Regions from separate parts of the Homo sapiens genome. Here region 2 is linked to region 1. A link is a contact called in ENCODE Hi-C or POLR2A ChIA-PET data. All regions are on one chromosome and are shown on one strand. The core of a region is the stretch at or near the end of the contact, and the rest is flanking DNA. Distances in the headings are between cores, read along the strand shown. Region 1 overlaps MTREX (Mtr4 exosome RNA helicase). Region 2 overlaps PLPP1 (phospholipid phosphatase 1).

Region 1 (4,137 bases), core at 515-3,014:
CATGGTGGCGGGCGCCTGTAGTCCCAGCTATTCAGGAGGCTGAGGCAGGAGAATGGCGTGAACCCAGGAGGCGGAGCTTGCAGTGAGCAGAGGTTGCACCACTGCACTCCAGCCTGCGAGACAGAACGAGACTCCATCTCAAAAAATAAATAAATAAATAAAAATCAGTTACTCATCTACTTGTATCAACACTCAGATATAGAAGACGGCAAAGTCACATGAAATGAAGAGTCACTATTACTATATATTCAAATGCTTAAAACTATGTACATAAAACCAGTAAAATATTTTCATGTCACTGACAGAAATAAACTTTAAAAATACCTGAAGAAAAAAATGTATCTGAGACAAATAATAAAGTATGGTAATTTAGAAATGTAATATTATCAGAACACTTTAAGATAAATGTTATCCATTTTGCCTAAGTCTAATCAGAAAATAAAGTACTATACTTTACCTAAGTAGAGCAACCAATAAAACTTCCCAGGTTCTAACTGAATAGTCACATTAATTTAATTAAAAACGAAAAGTCAGATGAGGCACTACATGAATTACCTCTGTGGTCATAACAAGACAAGATGCCGTAGGATTAATAGTAACATCACCAGTCATCAAACCAACATCTTGAAATTCTTCATACATTTCACGGTATTTTTGGTTACTCAGAGCCTTAATTGGGCTGGTAAATATTACACGCTGCTTTTCCCTTAAGGCCAATGCAATGGCATACCTACAAATGTGAAAACAAATAATCATACAACTTTTCCTTTAAATTATGACTTTAAAAATTCTGTTAATATTTAAATTGTGTCCAAATTTTCCCTAATTATTTATCTTGAATGGACTCTGAAGAACAGTAACACCATATCTATTATACTAATAATTATAATAAATATGAAATAGAGTGATCTAAAATCATTTTAACTCCGGTCACTCAGAGTTAATGCAACTTAGTCACTAATAGCAATAGATTACTAACAGTTACCTATTTCTTGCAAGGAAAACACCTTTGGTTCTAAGACGGGCTTCCAAAATTCAGAGCCTCTGTCTGTGAGTTCACACATATACAGATGATCAAGTGCTTATAGCCCCTGGAAAATGAAGTGTTTCCTCCTCAAGTTTCACAAATAAGTTAATCTATATGTATTCTTTTCCCACATGTAACAGTTAACAAGTCAGTCCTCTGAAAATTATGGTAGGTTCTGATTATGGAAAATTTCTTTCATAGCTATTAACAGAACACAATAGAGCAGTTTTGTTTTTCTTTAAATATAGACAGATAGCATTAAACTTAACATTGTAGTAGATCCTCCTTATTTAAGATTCAGCTCCTGCCCAGAATAGGCTTATTATAATGTATTTGGGGAAATAAAAATAACATTCATCCCAGCCAGTGAAATAAGCAATTTTTAAAAAATCAGAAGTTGTCCAAACATCAAATATGAATTACAAGAAACATACACAAAAAGAAAATACAGAAATGCTACATACATTATCTAAACTTTTCAAGAAAAAAATTGCAAGATATAAAAACAAACAGGAAAGTATGACCATATGTAGGAAAAAAGAAGCAGTCACAAGAAACTGACTGTCTCAAAAAGGAACCAAAACTATTAACAACATAATCAAATGGAAAGTCTACAGATTAGGCCGGGCGCAGTGGCTCACACCTATAATCCTAGCATTTAGGGAGGCTGAGGTGGGTGGATCACATGACGCCAAGAGTTCGAGACCAGCCTTGGCCAAAATGGGGAAACCCTGTCTCTACTAAAAATACAAAAATTAGTCAGGTATGGTGGTGTACATTTGTAATCCCAGCTACTTGGCAGGCTGAAGAAGGAGAACTGCTTGAATCCAGGAGGTGGAGGCTGCAGTGAGCCAACATCACGTCATTGTACTCCAGCCTGGGTGACAGAGTGAGACTGTGTCTCAAAAAAAAAAAAAAAAAAAAAAGAAAAAGAAAGTCTACAGATTAACAATCAAAAGAAAAAATTCTCTAGATGGGCCCATAAGCAGATTTGTGATGACTGTTATCAATGAACATGAAGATAAATTGAGAGAAATTATCAAATCTAAAGAGAAAAATAAATAGAAAAATAAGAGACACTCAGGTATCTGCAAGACATCCTCAAGTATCTCAAAGGAAATTCCAAAATAAGAAAGAGGTAGGAAAAAAAAAACAATAAAAAACTTCATTTGTTTAAAAGACATTAGAGATCCAAGAAGCTCAATTAACACAGCATGAAAAAGCAAAAAAGAACCATACCTAGAAACATCATAGTTAAACTGCTAAATGACAAAGGCAAAGAGAGTCTTTGAAAAACCACAACAGAAAAACTCAATACATAAGAGAACAACATAATTAAGGCTGACTTCTCATCAGAAACAATGGAGTAGAATGAAATGATATCAGTAGAATGATGTATCTGGAGTTGAAGGGGAAAAAAAATCGGTCAACCAGGAACTCTATATCCAGTGACACCGTCCTTCAAAAATGAAAGCAAAATAAAACTACTCTGTAAGAAATATTTATTAAAAACCTTTCAAACTAAAAGGAAGCAATACCATAAAACAGAACAATTAAGACTATGTATGTAAAGGTATATATAAAATTTTTATCACTTAATATTTTTAGAAAACACAATTTAAAGCAATGATTATACTGTATTACAGATACTGTATTATTAGATTTATAGCATATGTAGTTGAAATATATGACAGTATTAAATAGTACAAAAATGAGAAGAAAATACTAGGGCAAGTTTTCAATATTTTCCATAAATTGTGACTGTGATTTAGTTAAACATGCATACTGTAAGCCCCAAAATAACCACTAAAAACTAACTCAAAGAAAGCTAAAAAGTCAAGAGAAATTAAAATGGTACACTAAAAGATATTTGTTAAACAAAATAGAAGGCAATGGAGGAAAAATAAGGATCAAAAAAAAAACATGAGAAATATACCAAAAGACCCCCAAAACGAACAACAAAAGGCAAATATAAATCCAACCATATCAATCATTAAATTAAACTACTGAAATTTCACGAAGTATCTTCTCTAATCACAAATTAAGTTAGAAATAACAAATGGCTAAGTATATGGAAAATCACGTTTGAAAAGTAAACAACATACAAGGGAACCAAAAGAGAAATGAAAAAGTGGATTAAATGAAAATGAAACACAGTAATATCAGTTTACAGGATGCATTTTAAGCAGTACTGAGTGAAATTTTATAGTTTTATATAAACACTTACATTAAACATAAAGAATTATCTAAAACCTCAGGAAATTTCTACGCCAGGCACAGTGGCTCACACCTGTAATCCCAGCACTTTGGGAGGCTGAGGCAGGAGGACTGCTTGAGCCCAGAAGTTCAAGACCAGTCTGGGCAACACAGACCCTGTCGCTACAAAAAATAAATTAAAAATAAATAAATAAATAAAATATAAAAATTAGCTGGGTGTGGTAGCGCACGTCTGTACTCCCAGTTACTAAGGTGGCTGAGGTGGGAGCATCAGTTGAGCCTGGGAAGTCAAGGCTGCAGTGAGCCATGATTATGCCATTGCATTCCAACCCGGTTGACAGCAAGACCCTGTCTCATAAAAGAAAAAAAGAAATTTCTAGATAGACACGGTTTACCAAAATTGGCTTTAAAAAACAGGAAATTAAATTAGGAATTAAAAATCTTCCCACAAAGAAATGCCTAGGCTTAAATGGCTTCACTAGTAAATTCTATCAAACATTTAAGAAGTATGCCAAATACACAAAGTCTTATGGAAAACAGACCAGGAGGCAACACTACCAGCTTACTTTAAGTCTCCAGTATTACTCCGACACCAATGCCAAAGACTTTATAAGAAAATCACATACCATTATTCCTCATGATGACACAAAAGTCTAGAATAAACCAGAGTCAGCTCTCTACACACGCAGGTTCTGAGGATTGAAAATACACTATCGTATTTGCAAGATGAGGAACCCATGGATACGGAGAGACAACTGTTCACATCTGAAGGTTCCACAGGGCCTACTGCAGAAATTTGAGCATCTGTGGATTCTGCTATATGAGGGGGTCTGGGACCCAATCCTCCCTGGAAAATGAGTGACAACTGTACTGGCAAACTGAAATCAGTAACA
Region 2 (4,363 bases), core at 111-2,610, 100 kb before region 1:
TAGGGCTTCCTTTTTAAGACACACACTCAAATGTTTCTGCAGATGCAGCATGGAAAATGTGACTTATCTGAAGGTAGTTAGCAGAAAATACTATTCTGACATCTTCTGTTCATTTATCATATTAGAAAAAAATCAGCATTCTTTCTTAAGTGAGACAACATATTTTTTTCTTTTTAATTAGAGCACGAGGACCAGGGCAGACCCGGAAGGCTGAGCAATAGCTAGAGCCGTTACTATCCTGAGAGCTCTTCCCAGAGCATGGGCCTGTGACTGGACTGAAGGGCGTTTGAATGTGTGGGCGTGCTTTGTATGCCCTGGGCTAGACCTCACTAGGTCTAGCTTTTGTCTCACTAGCTATTGTGGTTTGTTTTTCGCTCACCTGTCTGTGTTAGTGTCCAAGTCCCTCTTTATGAGAAATCTAGAAATCTGAGTTTTGATTGATCTTGATGATGATTTGCATTTTACACTACTTTTATTTTTGACTAAATTTCCATGAAAAGATGAGGGATGACTGCCACTGTTTTACAAGTGAGGGAATAGGCACCTTGGGAGGGGGCTGCTGAGTTCTGTGAGCTCTGTGGGGTTTCTTGATAATCAGGATCCCATGCTGTATTGATTGATTGATTACTTGGTCTGAACCCTAGTCCATTTATTTTGAAGGTCAGCTCATGCAGATCTCTGGAAGTAAAATGGCATTCTGGAAGTGACTGACACATAACTTTGACCCACTGTTTGTAATTTTAAAGAAAATTCTCAGCTATAACATATTCCATACTTCATCATTTTCTGCTCTTCTTCCTTGACCCTTCTCAAAACACCCATTAACGTCTGTGTAATTGGTCAAATAGTAACTTGTACTGAGGGCTGTTTTGTGAAAGATTAAAATTACTATAGAGAGGATGACATTGATATAATAGAGGGCCTCAGTGGCAGGCCTGCTCAGTGGACATGCAGCCACATATGAAGGATATCAACTCGGGAAAATGATGTCAACCATAGTGTGGTAATTGGGTCAGTTTGAACCAACTGTGTTAAAAGAACAACTTTAGATAAATTTAAGGGTGTCACTGGGCAAGGAAGAAACGACTTTCAAATTGGGCAGCCCTCAGAGTCACTGCAGATTCAGAATGACTCCACTGCTTCTAAGTGGTCAGGGAGAATTTATGGACAGAAAAAGGAAAGTGAGTACAGAAAATGGAAGCGAGGTGCAGAAACTGCCGGATTGGTTACAGCTCGGCCTTGGAGCTTTATTTGAGCGTGGTTTGAATGGCTGTGAGTGGTTGAAATATGGCTGCAGGGACTGGCTGAGACTCAGCTGCTGTTACAGAAGCACATTCCTGAGTCAGGCTCCCAGTTTGCTTACTTACCAAATTAGGTTGTTCTTTGTACAGAAGAACTCAAGTATGTGAGCAGGGGGTTTTCAGGACAGATTTTAGTTTGATTTAACAGATGTAAAGTTATAATGGCAAAAAAAGAAGCCTAGATAAATAGATTTGTTGTAGACCAAGACCTTTCTGGAGAAGAAAGCAGGCCAGAGCAACCATGCACTGCATTTTACTGACTCTAGGTAGTGGAAATATTTGCTTGATGTGGATGTAGGCCCCAGCTTTTATTTCAGCCCTGAATACACAGATCCTTGCTTTTTACATTTATGTACAACTTTTTTTTTTTTTTTTAGACGGAGTCTTGCTCTCTCACCCAGGCTGGAGTGCAGTGGCGCGATCTCGGCTCACTGCAAGCTCCACCTCCCGGGTTCACGCCATTCTCCTGCCTCAGCCTCCAGAGTAGCTGGGACTACAGGCGCCCGCCACCACGCCCGGCTAATTTTTTGTATCTTTAGTAGAGACAGGGTTTTACCGTGTTAGCCAGGATGGTCCCAATCTCCTGACCTCGTGATCCGCCTGCCTCGGGCTCCCAGTGTGTTGGGATTACAGGCGTGAGCCACCGCGCCTGGCCTATGTACAACATTTAACCTCTAAGCCCCACCCCCGAATTCCTTGAGCAATGACTCATCTTGTTTCTCTGGGCACCTTGGCTTCATGAGTCAGTCTCAGATTTGGGTAGAGACGTAGTCATTTAAATCCTCTCCTAGGACAGTCTTTGATAGCCAAAACTTCTCTGTCAATTCCTGACACCCAGAAATTAACTTCTAGTTAAAAATGGCTCTTAAAACACCCTGACCATTGTTCTTCTCTGGCAGCCAGTGCAGCCCTGCACACTTAACTGTGCCAAGAGAGTGTCAGCATCAGTGAAAACCTCCCAGGCCTGCGGGAGCTCAGGGCAGGGCTGCTTTGCACATAGCCAGTTTATATGCTTAGTGACTCCCCGTGAACTTGGCTGAATGCCAGAGATTCCAAATTTATTTGATTATTCAGGAGAACAGCCATGGTATGAGTCTGTATTTTCTTTCAATACAGTGAGGAGTGTTAAAATACTTTTCCTGAGACCCTTCTATTGAGGCTGTAACCCCAGATTGTTTATATCACCGCCTGTTATGAAATTCCTGTATCTATGCTTCAGCCAGACTCTCCTCCTGCCACAAAATGCCTCTTATCTGGGCCTTGCCCCTGCCCTGTGTTTAGACAGTGCTGCCCACCTATCTAAATCCACTCAGACTCTTTCATACTATCCACTTTCCTTAAGATTCATATAATCCCTCATTTAGCATTCACTGTATACCTCCTAGCATTGTTGATACTTCGTGATGTTTTCCAAACTTGATTATTGCTGAACATTGGGCAAATGATGAACAACTCATGGCCCATAGCCTACGAACCTTGTCTGATTTTGAGGTGGGATTTAAGATCTAAATTTAGTGCCTCAGTGAATCCTAAAAATGGTGAAATTAAAACCCAAAGAAGACTAAACTGAGGCCTGCTTTCCAGTGTTCTTCTGGACAGATCTGTCATCAAATGTAGGTGGAGCAATCAATTTGGCTTGCCTGGCTAGTCATAAAAGCACTATTTCAAAATAAGTAGACCAAGGTATATTTCTTTGCATTGAGCCTGCTGTTGTTAGTCTAGTTCTGGGGTTGGTATTTTTTTTTTTTTCAGTGAAAGGTCAGATAATAAATATTTAGGCTTTGTAGGTCACATATTCTTTTTTGAAAAAACAAACAAAAAAAACTCCTTAAAAATGTTCTTAGCTTGCAAGCCAACCCCTTGACTCTAGTTTAAAATGGAAAAAAAAAAGTTCTTACTTTATTAACAATAGAATATTCAGAGGCTATGAGACAATAACAACATTTTACAGTTAAGAAGTGTTAACAAGATTAGTCAAGGAAAGGCAAAATCAAAACAGCTTCAAAAAATATCTCGTTCAACGATTATTTATTTTAAAGGTGAGATATTCTAATTAGATCCTTTAATGGAAGTTAAATGTTTCAGAAATTTCAACCAAAAATGGTTATATATCCTTCCTGTCTTAGTTTGGGCTGCTATAACCAATTGCAGCAGACTGGGTGGTTTATAAAAAACAAATTTCTCAGTCTGGAAGCTGGAAGTCTAAGATTAGGGTGCCAGCATGGTTGGGTAATGGTGGGGCCTTCTTCCAGGTTGTAGAATGTCCTCACACAGTGGAAGGGGCAAGGGAGCTCCCCTGGATCTCTTATTAGGTCATTAATCCCTTTCATGAGGGTTAACCCCTTATGACCTAATCACCCACAAAAGTCCTATTTTCCTAATCCCATTGCCTTGTGGGGGTTAGGCATTCAGTATACAAATTTTGGGGTAACACAAATATCCAGGCAATAGCACCACCCTTCAGTGATAATGAAAGAATGCCTAAGTAGTATCACAGATGTTGAATTTTCTAGTTTCTTTTAATATTAATTTTTAAACAAAAGAAAAAATGGGCATACCTTGTAATTTGTTCCTGATGTGGCTCTGTGTAATGAAGAGTCTTCCGTTTGTTTTGACCAGGTCTTCTTTGTGCACTTTATAAAACTATCATGAGGCTCTTCACAAGCGGAGCCACACGTTTTGGAGTGTTGGTTTATTAGTCTGTTTTCATGCTGCCGATAAAGACATACCCAAGGCTGGGCAGTTTACACAAGAAAGAGGTTTAATTGGACTCCCAGTTCCCCGTGGCTTAGGAGGCCTTACAAGCATGGCGGAAGGCAAGAAGGAGCAAGTTACATCTTACGTGGATGGCGGCAGGCAGAGAGAGCTTGTGCAGGGAAACTCCACCTTATAAAGCCATCAGATCTCGTGAGACTTACTATCACAAGAACAGCATGGGAAAGACCTGCCCCCATGATTCAGTTACCTCCCACTGGGTCCCTCCCACAACATGTGGGAATTCAAGATGAGATTTGGGTGGGGACACAGCCAAGCCATATCATTTGGGACTGGGAGGAAGGCCT

The links. Hi-C counts contacts between places; a loop is a spot of excess contacts on that map. ChIA-PET counts read pairs that join two places held with the same protein, here RNA polymerase II (POLR2A). Pooled maps may share reads with other maps.
Region 2: a loop to region 1 is called in a pooled map, with 3 times the contacts of the local background. The contact joins two enhancer-like sites. A Hi-C loop is called at or near these places in 4 of 50 pooled maps. POLR2A ChIA-PET finds 5 or more read pairs at or near these places in 2 of 52 experiments (SK-N-SH and activated T-cell).

What each region holds. Positions count from the first base shown.
Region 1 is chr5:55,336,603-55,340,739 of GRCh38, reverse strand. It overlaps MTREX (Mtr4 exosome RNA helicase), which reads right to left. Exons shown (of 27, transcript NM_015360.5): 6 at 556-730. The region is part of intron 1 of LOC124900979 (a long non-coding RNA gene); the gene reads left to right. Among named protein-coding and RNA genes, the nearest start is that of MTREX, 31 kb to the right of the region's middle. Within about 2 kb of position 1,764, at least 3 of the 41 ENCODE cell types and tissues checked have a DNase peak (open chromatin) inside an H3K27ac peak, as active enhancers do.
Region 2 is chr5:55,436,213-55,440,575 of GRCh38, reverse strand. The region is part of intron 4 of PLPP1 (phospholipid phosphatase 1); the gene reads left to right. Among named protein-coding and RNA genes, the nearest start is that of MIR5687, 71 kb to the left of the region's middle. RefSeq lists an enhancer at 1,612-2,439. Within about 2 kb of position 1,360, at least 29 of the 41 ENCODE cell types and tissues checked have a DNase peak (open chromatin) inside an H3K27ac peak, as active enhancers do.